Regions from separate parts of the Homo sapiens genome. Here region 1 is linked to region 2. Evidence: read pairs that join two places in POLR2A ChIA-PET (ENCODE). Cell type or tissue: Panc1. All regions are shown on one strand. Each heading gives the region's core, and the rest is flanking DNA. Links, peaks and the distances in the headings are about the cores only.

Region 1 (5,377 bases), core at 177-5,176, 160 kb before region 2:
GAGAGTTTACCCCTCACAGACATCAGTGAAAAGCCACTAAAAGGGGGATCTTCAGAAAGAAGTTGAACCTAAAAAGAAGACGGGGGATACAAGAAACAATGAAATAAATATTAACTGAATAATAATCAAAAGCATACCTCATTGCCCTGGCTATGCAACATAGTATGGCCTTCTAGATCCTACGATCTCACCTTTGCTCACCGCCAGCTTTAACCGTCACCATCCCTACTCGCCACTTACTAGCAAGCAGCCCAGGAATATTTGCTAAATAAATCAATAGACAACAAACTGAGAGTTGAACTCAAACCTTTTGCTTTCTAGCCCTGTTGTTTCAACTAGTGCAGTCCACTTCCCTGCCTCAGCAGGCACGGTGGAGTAAGGACTGCACAGTCTTTTTCTGATGACTGGTCCTTTCCTTATGTCATCTTAGGGTATAGAAGACTCCATAGACATGGCTGGTGCCCTTCCCAAATCCCCTCAGCCTACCCTGGAAGTGGCCTCTGGAAAGTTCTACATCTCTTCTGCCTGAAGATGTTCCCTGATTGGCAGTGTACTTGGAAGTGCCCAGGAGTTAAGATGCCAAGATAAACCCTCAACCATTAAGAGCCAGCTTCCTTGTCCCTCAGTGGGACAATCACGGGCATATTCCACTGTTCCTCCTCTTAGAGGGTCCCCAGCAGGATTGAGGTCCAGTCGCTCAGGGTCATCTCCCCACTGAGTTGCTTCCTGGGCTCGCCGCTCGACTAAACTGTTTGCACTCAAATCCTTATCTCAGTGTCTGCTGAGATGACACAGGGCCATTATTCCAATCACTGCCTGTGCTGACACAGCAGTGTAGGTGTGGAAGGTGCAAGATTGGACCGATTTTTTCTTTGACCCCAGGATACAGTTCTGGAAGACAGTGGTTTGGGGAAAAAAAAGACATTCCTGAAATATGTGAATTCTGACAGAATAAATCTTTCTCCTAAAAGTTTCAGATGCGTCAGCCTCTATGCTGCAACACTGAAAGAGGAGCGTCTTAAAAGCAGAAGAGTTGAGGGGCAAATTCAGAGGGAGAGGAGCATTGAAAAATGCAATCTTGGCTACCAGACGTTTTGCTGGAGTGAATAACATAGGAAAGTGCTTCTCTGGCTAATGCATTGGTCAGTGTCTTCCGTTTCACGTGGTCTGTGAGCTAGGGAGGCTGTCAGAGACTCTTAGGCTGTGACCAGCTTCCAGGGAGCTTAGGAAACCTGCTTCTGGTGCCTATATAGATCCTGAGTATTTGAACACAGCTGGGACCACTTCAGGCTGTCCCTATTCTCTGATTCATCAATGCAGAGGCAGGGATACTGGAAAGAAGTCTCATCTCCAAGAAAGGAGACCAGAGTGGTCTTCATCATTGCCTGGTTTGCATCCTGCTCATCCTGGGGAGAAAGACTACTGCTCAACCTCTCCCTAGACCCTTCCCAGGGCCCTGGAAGCTGGGTCAACTGGCCAGAAGCAAACCATTCCTGCAGGAGACACCACCCTTAGGGGTAGGAGCTCAGCCAGATGCTTGGCAGCTTCCCAGATTGTAAATATCTCTGCATTTTATAGGAGGCTTCAGACTCCAAATTATAGCGATGAAAAAGGAGAATCTTGAAAGCAGAACAGTTTATACACAGATCCAGATAGAGAGGAAAGGAGAGTCCACCTCTGGACTTGGTTGTCTGGTGAAAGGGAGGCAGACTCGTGAAGAGGTTTCCAGAGATGACGGAAGTATGCAGATGGTAAAGCCATCAGGGAGAGGCAGTGCCGGGATCAGCACAATGGGTGCCCTTGTGCACTGTTTGGGGATTTTTGTGTTTGTATGTTTGCAATCCCTGTCCCCCCTACAACCCCAAGCTGGGATCTGCTAAGAAAAAGAACCTGGCTTGCAGCAGCATTCTTCAGCTCCACTTGAAAGTTTGAAAAACCCCTGGATAGGAAAATAACCTCAGGGAGCCAAGTCTTTCTGCACTTGGCGAAGCCCTAGACCTAAAATACACATATGAACACTTCACTTTGAAAGGCCTGCAGTATTCATATCTGAGTCATCTGAAAACAAATAAAAAGAGACCTAAACAAACAAACCTAATTGTGCACGGAAACACAGCCAGGTTTCCAGCCTGGCTTCTCCTCTGTTTTTATTAGTCAAGAGCCAATATATGAGGCTTTCGTGGCATCCAAAACAAGCAAAAATATTAAAAACAAATTGCCAAGGCTTCTCCCTCTTCCCTCCTTCCTTTATGATGCACTGCACAAGCCAAGTTCTCGACTTTTCTGCATTGGCTTTCGAACCTCTTTCATTTAGTCCTGATAGACAGCTGCCTGCTTACCCGGCTGTCCAGGGGAAACAGCAACCCTGGGTGACGGTGACATCCGTAAACATCAGCACTTACTGGACACTTTGATGAAATTTAAGGAGATGTGTTTCAGGTCTTGAAATGTTATTGTTTTTACCATTAATCAAGGCAACCGGTTTGAGAACTAAGCCTGCCGACCCGAGTTCACTTAGGACAGACCTGCTCATTGCCCTCTGCCAGCATCCTACCAGCTGCCTTTCTTTTCTTCTTCTTATTTATTTCACCATTACATACACATTCCACTGTAACAGGCATCCTTTGCTGTTGCCAAACCATTTTCCTTTCTGGTAATATCATCCTTTTTTTTTTTTTTTAAAGTCCATGTAGTTTGGTTGGAGTCTGCCTTAACCCACCCTGCTTCAGGAGTGTGTGATCAAGGCCTGGCCAATTGGAGGCACCCATATTGGTGTAGGGATGGACACTAAATCCAATTTGGGCTATTGAGATGCAAACCTGGAACTTTTAAAAAGACTTCTGGGAAAGAAGCACACATTCCCCCAGGGATGTGTCTAGCTGGCAGAATGTAAGTCTGGGGCTGCTGGTGGTCATGTTGAACCAGAGATGAGTGAGGGAGAGGGATAAGAACTCATATGACATCATCTGAGCACCTGGATCCAGCCATGACTGAAGACTGATCTATCTTGGACTTTTCTATAATACAAATAAAACCCCCATTTTGTTTAAGCCACTTGTAGTTGAGTTGCTCTATCTTGCAACTGAAAGAGTCCACACACACACACACACACACACACATACACAAGCACCCCTTCAAATGACATGTGTACTTACATTTTTTTGCAACTTCCAACTGGACTACTACTCTTTCTTTTAACTTCTGGGGATTATCTTCTCAAAAGGAAGATTTTTGTTTGCTTGTTTGTTTTCGGTGAAATGCAATTTCAGTGAAATGTCACAGAGAAGTCCAGAAGATCATCTACTTTAGTCCTGAATCCTGGGAGAAAAATTGCCTCTGTCCCTTGCAGTGTGGTAAAAGATGAATGAATTCTCTCACCTAGCTTGCTTTTGATACGAAGAACAAAATAATGTAGTCATGACTGAGGAATTTCTTTGCACTCCACGGCTTGTTCTGATTCCAGGCATCCTACTCTGTGAGGCCAAAGGGACATCTGAGTGCCGAGATTAGTCTAGATCGAAAGCATGTGAAAGGCAACAACAACATCCCTGCCAAACAAAACCAAGGTAATAAATGACATACAGACATTTGGGGGGAACAATGGAAACTGTACGGCCACTGTTTTTTCTTTCTTGTTCTATGTGCCGTGAATAGGTGAAGGCTTGGCCTGTTTTATCCTCCTGTTAGCTAACTAGAAAAGGCACTTATGGTAATGTTACCAGAAGAGGTCCCAGTGTAGACCCCAAAAGAGGGTTCCTGAACAAATTTGGGAGCTGGGTGCAGTGGCTAATGCCTGTAATCCCAGCACTTTGGGAGGCCAAGGTGGGCAGATAACTTCAGTCCAGGATTTCAAGACCAGCCTGGCCAACATGACCCGTCTCCACTAAAGATACAAAAATTAGCCAGGAGTGGCAGTGGGCGCCTGTAACCGCAGCTACTTGGGAGGCTGAGGCAGGGAGAATTGCTTGAACCTGGAGGTGGAGGTTGCAGTGAGCCGAGATCACGACACTGTGCTCCAGCCTAGGCGACAGCAAGATTTCATCTCAAAAAAAAAAAAAAAAAGAAAGAATTTGGGGCGGGTCCATAGAGTAAAGTGAAAGCACGTTTATTAAGAAAGCAAACAGATAATGGCTACTCCATAGGCAGAGCAGTGGTGTGGGCTGCTTGACTGAGTATACTTATGGTTATTTCTTCATTATATACTAAACAAGGGGTGGATTACTCATGAGTTTTCTGGGGAAGGAGTGGGCAAGTCCTGGAACTGAGTGTTCTTCTCCGTTTTAGACCATATAGGGTAACTTCCTGATGTTGCCATGGCATTTGTAAACTGTCGTGACATTCGTGGGTGTGTCTTTTGCTTGCTAAGGCATTATAATTGGCATATAATAAGCAGTGAGGACAACCAGAGGTCATTTTTGTCACTGCACTCCAGCCTGGGCAACAGATTGAGACCCTGCCTCAAAAAAAAAAAAAAAAAAAAAAATTAGTCCTTCCTGTTGCTCTTGCACAAAATTCAACATGCTTGATTTTAGACATAGTTGTAAACGGAAGAAGATGGAGAAAATTTTTACTCCAAAACATCTTCTTGGGGAGAACGCTGGAATAAACAATTTGATAAATTGTTTTGGGTGACAGGAGGCAAGAGATAAGATCTCAAAGTGCCTGATTGAATAGCACAAGATGGTTCCAACCCTGACTTCTAAGCAGGGTGGATCTAATTTTGTAAATTGGAGAAGAAATGTTTTGATGTGGGGGAGCCAGGAGAGAGCTGCTTTGCTTTGCATAACAGAGAGGAGAGGGGTGTACTTCTGAAGGAGGTTCTGGGAAGGGGAGAGAGGGAACTATTGAAGGTGGGGCTCCTCCAAGAGAGAGTTCGGACACCTTTACTTTGGAAGAACAGAAACATCTGACTGGTTGTTTGACCCGATGGCCCATTGATGTGCTGGGTACCATATTACCTTTTCTTGTTTCCCCTGCGAAGCTGCCCATAAAGTCTATATTGCTTACAGACACATTTGTCTGATGCGGAACTCTAAAGAGAAGGATTTCTGTGTGCAAGTTGAAACGGGCAAAAGCAGAGAAAACACATGCAAATACAAATCTGAAGTTCAAGTTGACTTCTGGGTTCTATTTACCTGCATGCCCCTCCCAGTGGATGATAAAACTCCTGGGAGTAAGGGTCTATTTTTGCTTGTTTCAAAATTCATTGCACCTGGTACAATGCCTGGCATGTAGCAGACACCCAGCACCTCTATGATGAATACATGAATGAATGAATTAATCTCTAGGAGAAATCAATGAATTAATGGCATGACTTGCAGGGAAACATCTGCAACAAACATGGCTCTGGGCTGGCCTTGACAAATGAAGACGCCCA
Region 2 (5,377 bases), core at 304-5,303:
GAGCTACTATAATCTCCATTTAGATGAGATAACAGAGACTCAGAGAGGTTAAGTTAGTTGCCCCAGGCCATACAGTCTGAGATTGAAACCCAAATCTGTCTCCCTCCAGAGCCCCAGCTCTAAACCACACTAGCTTATTGTCTTCTGGATTTTGCTGCTTGTAACTCATTCTTCATCGATGTACGGGCCATTAGCAGAGCTCTAGCAATTAGCAGCTACTGTGCAATTGGCCAGGATGTGAGGTCATGTCTAAAGTAATCTAAAATATACAAAGCAGGAAGCGCAGGCCACAGAATAGAAGCAGGATGTTAAAGTGGGGAAGAAAGGTAAAGCCAGAAAATATTTGCCATCGTTAATGAAGAGATAAAGGTTTGGGGTTTTTATGTAGTCCAGAGGCAGCTGGTAGAGTTTAGCATTTGAGTTTGGATGAATGTGCATACAAGTGTACAGCAAATGTGCCTTGGAATGCATTCCAAAGCCAAATTGCCTATGATTTGGGGACCAGTTCCTGTTTTGTGTTATCTTCACCTATTTGCCTGTTCACAAGGGCTGGAGGTTGAGAGCAGCTTCTGAATAGATGCCTTTAAGCACCTGCCCTCACAGGGAGCATGCTTCCTGGAGTCAGGGTCCTGAGGAGTGGGTGCCTTCCGTCTCCATAGGCTGGGACGGAGTAACCTTCAGTATCAGCTCAAAAAGAGTACTGTGTCTGTAGCTAGGATACTGCCAAAGCATGAATAATTGTGATGAGGGCTGAAAGATAAGTCACGGAACGATGCCAAACAGATTTCTGAAAAGATGATCCCTGGTTCCAGTGGCTGCCAGAAAATTCTGAGGTCACCAAAGGCCAAGATGCAGAGAGCCTCCTCAGAGAGGGAGAGGGCCTCGAAAGCAAAAGATAATGAAATTGCTTCCACTGAGGTCGCGGGTGCTGAGTACTGTGCCCCACGCAGAACTTTCCCTGCCCAACGGGCCTTCTTGCTATTTTCTTACACCATTAACTCTTACCTTCTTCCAACTTGGCTAGAACCAGCCTGAGGCTGCCCCAGCTCTCTATCTGTGATAATGGCACTTCCAGAAAACAATTTTGTTCGTTCTAAGCTCTGGTCTCCAAAGTATAATATTTTCTTATATGAAAAGATAAATCTCAGGATGGCCAGTATTGATGTCAGCTGTCAGTTGAAATGTTCGGAGTGGATAGCTGCACTTGTTAGACAATCAGACTGAGGACAAAGAAGTAAGAGGACATTAACAGCACAGAGGCTGGGCGCGGTGTCTTACGCCTGTAATCACAGCACTTTGGGAGGCCGAAGCAGGCGGATCACGAGGTCAGGAGATCGAGACCATCCTGGCCAACATGGTGAAACCCCATCTCTACTAATAATACAAAAATTAGCTGGGTGTGGTGGCGTGCACCTATAATCCCAGCTACTTGGGAGGCTGAGACAGGAGAATTGCTTGAACCCAGGAGGGAGAGGTTACAGTGAGCTGAGATCGCGCCGCTGCACTCCAGCCTGGCGACAGAGTGAGACTCTGTCTCAAAACAAACAAACAAACAAACAAACAAAAAAATCAAAAAAAACAAAAACAAAACAACAACAACAAAAAAACAGAACAGATACATGTGGGACAGTTAGCAGACAGCGGCTGTGACAGAGCCTTGTACAGGATTCCCTGTAAGTGGCCACACACCCTCGGTCATCCATCTAAGAGTATTCATTAACCCCTCACTATGTGTGCAATGCAGAGCATGAGAAGATCAAAACGAGGTAAAGAGATCTGCAGTTATCTAGCTTGAGGGAGAGGTATTATGAATATTTGAAAATAGAGATCATCCCCAAACCTCACATCAACCAATAGCTTCCATATTCATCCTGACTGGAGCTCCTAAAATTTCCCAAGCCATGGTGTTGGCCTCTTGCCTTCTATTTCTTCTGGCTGCCTGTTGGCAAAAGCGTCAGAGCTAGAGGACAGGTAGGAGAGAATAACCCAGGCAATTCGCTGGAAACATGGATAGACTGGAGTAGACCGTAAATAGCCTAAAGTGAATTCAGTTACCCTGTTTAATGGCTCATGCCATTCCCCTGAGAAAGGAGCCGAGGGGCAGGAGGCGTGTTCGGCCCATGAGGAATGGCTGATGGGATTCTGCCTTGGCAGGCCTTGTTTCCAGTCTCTACCTGGAGAAGGGCTTAGTTATACTGGGGAGCTGGCTGAGTCTGGTGTTTGTGTGTTTGTGGTTAAGGCAATATCTGTCTCCTCCAAACTCAAGGCATGCCGGCATAATGGCATTTTAGCCCCAACCCTTTCAAGATGGGAATAAGGAAAGTCATGAGATTCCCCAACCCTGTAGCCAGAAAGCGGTGACAGGTGTATAAAGGCAAGGACGTGAGTTGAGGGCATCATCTTTGGGTGTTGTTAGAAGACAAGAGGCACACCTTCCCTGGCTTTGGAGTCAGCCAATGTGGATTTGAATTTTGGTTCTGCTTTTTGGTAGCTGGTTGACCTTGGGCAAGTTACTTACCCTCTCTGAAGGCATTCCATTGCCTCAGCTGTAACAGTGGGATGCTGTCTCCCTCTGTGGGTTGTTGTGAGGATTGGGTTAGAAGTGAGAAGTTCTATGAGGTCCCATGTGAGAGGTGGAGGTTAGAAGTCAGAGAGAGAAAAAGGTTTAACACACCCATCCCAGTGCTCAGTACACAGTAGGTACTCAATGAAATAAGAGCAAACCAAGCTTAGGTAGCTTTGTGTGATGTAAGTTGGGAAGAAACAGCATATTAAATAGTATGGGGGAGAATCTTACACAACCAGGAATATTGATCATGACTGTGATGGTGTGGCTCTGGCCAGCTCTCAGGTTTAGGAGGGAATAATACTCAACTGGGAAGTTCTTCCCTAAGCACATGCTGATTTTGAAGTCTGTATTGACATCATCATCCATTTTGCTTAATTGCATGCTTTGTTGACCTAAACAGAATTTTTGCTTATATCTAGTAGACAGAAATTACAAAAATAGGCCCTTTAAGGCAAGACACTTACCTTTTTGATCTAGGGAAAATGTGATCCAGCCAGTTTGAAGAGAAAGCCCTCATGAGCCACAGTTTTCTTAGAAGAATGGGGCAGAAAGGTCAGGAATGAGAAAAACAGTTATTGTTTTCTTGTCATACCCACCCACAGACATGTGTACATGCCAATGAACTTCCCGTAGCAAGATGTGGATGATTTAAAGTTTCCCAATCTCTCTGTTCCTTCCTTAAATACCAAGTGGAGACCAGATAGAGAACAAAGCCAAGTTTTCTCAGCTCTTTGAGCAAGGGAGGGTTATTTGAATAGCATCTCTTCTTATTGATTTTCTTAAAGGAATCAAATGCAGTTATCCTAAAAGAAGTTTAGGTCATATTGATAGTTTTATTTTTCCATCCAGAATATACATAAATTCATCTGTTTCTTGATTCCCAGGCTGAGTTCAATGCATTTAGATCTCCTATTTGGGGTCTTCTATCATGAACACACATTAACTGGCCCATTTCTTTGTTTTTTTTTTTTTTTTTTTTAATTACAATACATGCACATTTACACAAAAGCAAGAGAATCTGTGTTTTGTGACTGTGCATGACGTTGTCAAATTTGACTTTGATGAGGGCTCACATCTGGTATAAACATATTTGAGGGCTCAAGCATTTTTCAGGGCCCAGCTCTGTTGCGTGCAAAATGGATCAGTATGTTGCTTTCAAGGTGGAACATCTATTGTAGCTGCCTAAACCACATAATTTGAGGGGCACAGATGCCCCTCTTCACCCCAAATATCTTGCTTAGAGTTGCGGTGCATTTAGACTGTGCTTTTAAGGCATTATCTCCACAAAGCTGGTGTAGAAATACAGATACGTGACCTTACCTCAGTATTTTTTCATTATCACAGTAACATGGATGAACTTGCCAGATGAACAGGAATTCAGCAGAGGGTCGAGGGATGAGAAATCTTAAAAATTTAATTTGTATTTTTGGTGTGGAGAAATGGAAACGGTCTAGAATGTAGGGCAGTTGTCTGAAAAGGTCTAGAGGGACCAAATAGCTGGGAGAAGTTTGCCCCAAATGGTTAAGGTGGGTGCCAAGGTGCCACCTTCTCTGACCTCACAGTTCCCCAGCTCAGCTCTGATCCCCAGGGACCAATGAGGTGCCAAAGGGTAAGGGCTCTTTGGAAGGAATTAACGAGGCTGGGAGAAAAATAGAGAAATGATGGGGGCCCCTTACAAGAGAACTTACGAGTATAAGAAGAAGGCAGTGGGGACTCAAAACTGATCAAGTCATTTGGTTTATATGCAAGTGCCCTCAGGGCCACTGAGGCACCTGGCAGAAATGCCCATGCCCAGTGCTTTTTTTTTTTCCTGAGACGGAATCTCGCTCTGTTGTCCAGGCTGGAGTGCAGTGGCACAATCTCGGCTCACTGCAACCTCCACCTCCCAGTTTCAAGTGATTCTCCTGCTTTAGCCTCCCAGGTAGCTGGGATTACCGGTGCCCGCCACCACACCTGGCTAACTTTTTTTTTGTATTTTTAGCAGAGACAAGGTTTCACCTTGTTGACCAGGCTGGTCTCAAACTCCTGACCTCAGGTGATCCACCCGCCTCGGCCTCCCAAAGTGCTGGGATTACAGGCATGAGCCACCGTGCCCAGCCCCAGTGCTTTATTTCAGCAAGAAACACTTACTAAATTCTTACTGTGTGTCAGACTCTATCTTAGAAGCTGGAAACATAACAATGACATGGACTCTGAACTCATAATTTCTAAACAAAGGAACATGCAGATAAATTTTTAGCTTGTGTTAATGCAACCTGGCATGTGAAAATACCTATGAAGGCTGGACACGTGTCATGCCTGTAGCTGGAACTCTTCAAGTTAATTGCCTTATTTTCCTGGCAGGAAACAGCTTATAACCACACACATGACTTGAGCCAGGAAGTCAGCTTCAGCTTAATCAATATTTAGAGTGTGATGTGTTGCTAATCAGTGTTGGTTTTGTGCATAGGAAAGGTAGCCACGACTCGTGGTGAATCAGCTGCCCACAGGTCTGCTACAAGCCACCGGATGCCAGCTTCCTTCATTGCATGGGTGCCTCAAAGCACCTTCTTGAAGGGTTTAGACCATGTTCTGCACAGGCCATGCAGGGTGATTTTGAGGCCCTCTTTGGGGCCAACACACCCTCATTAACTTAAGGAAACATTGCCCCACCCCGAAGTTTCTCTTCTCTTGTACTCCAGCTGTCATTCAAGCTTCTCCTACTTGTCAAACAATCCATCTCAGTCCTTAAAATTTGATCTCTTTGCCTAGCTTAACTTCATGTTATCCTCTGACTTAGATCTTTTCTGAAAGAAACAATAGCAAAAT

Evidence for each region. ChIA-PET counts read pairs that join two places held together with the same protein. Peaks named below come from ENCODE experiments on the same cell type or tissue, not always from the same donor. Only the 100,000 strongest peaks of a DNase experiment are listed, where the experiment ranks them.
Region 1: POLR2A ChIA-PET joins it to region 2 with 7 read pairs; 4 of 35 experiments call an interaction of 5 or more read pairs at or near these places.

Annotation. Positions count from the first base shown.
Region 1 is chr4:26,019,186-26,024,562 of GRCh38, reverse strand. It overlaps LOC124900689 (a long non-coding RNA gene), which reads right to left and starts at 3,366. Exons shown (of 2, transcript XR_007058093.1): 1 at 3,156-3,366; 2 at 1-68. In Panc1, for the core only: no CTCF peak of the experiment used is centred there; DNase peaks (open chromatin) are centred at 2,082 and 2,527; H3K4me3 peaks cover 1,401 bases; H3K27me3 peaks cover 539 bases.
Region 2 is chr4:25,854,765-25,860,141 of GRCh38, reverse strand. The region is part of intron 1 of SEL1L3 (SEL1L family member 3); the gene reads left to right. Among named protein-coding and RNA genes, the nearest start is that of SEL1L3, 5.5 kb to the left of the region's middle. In Panc1, for the core only: a CTCF peak has its summit at 2,573; no DNase peak of the experiment used is centred there.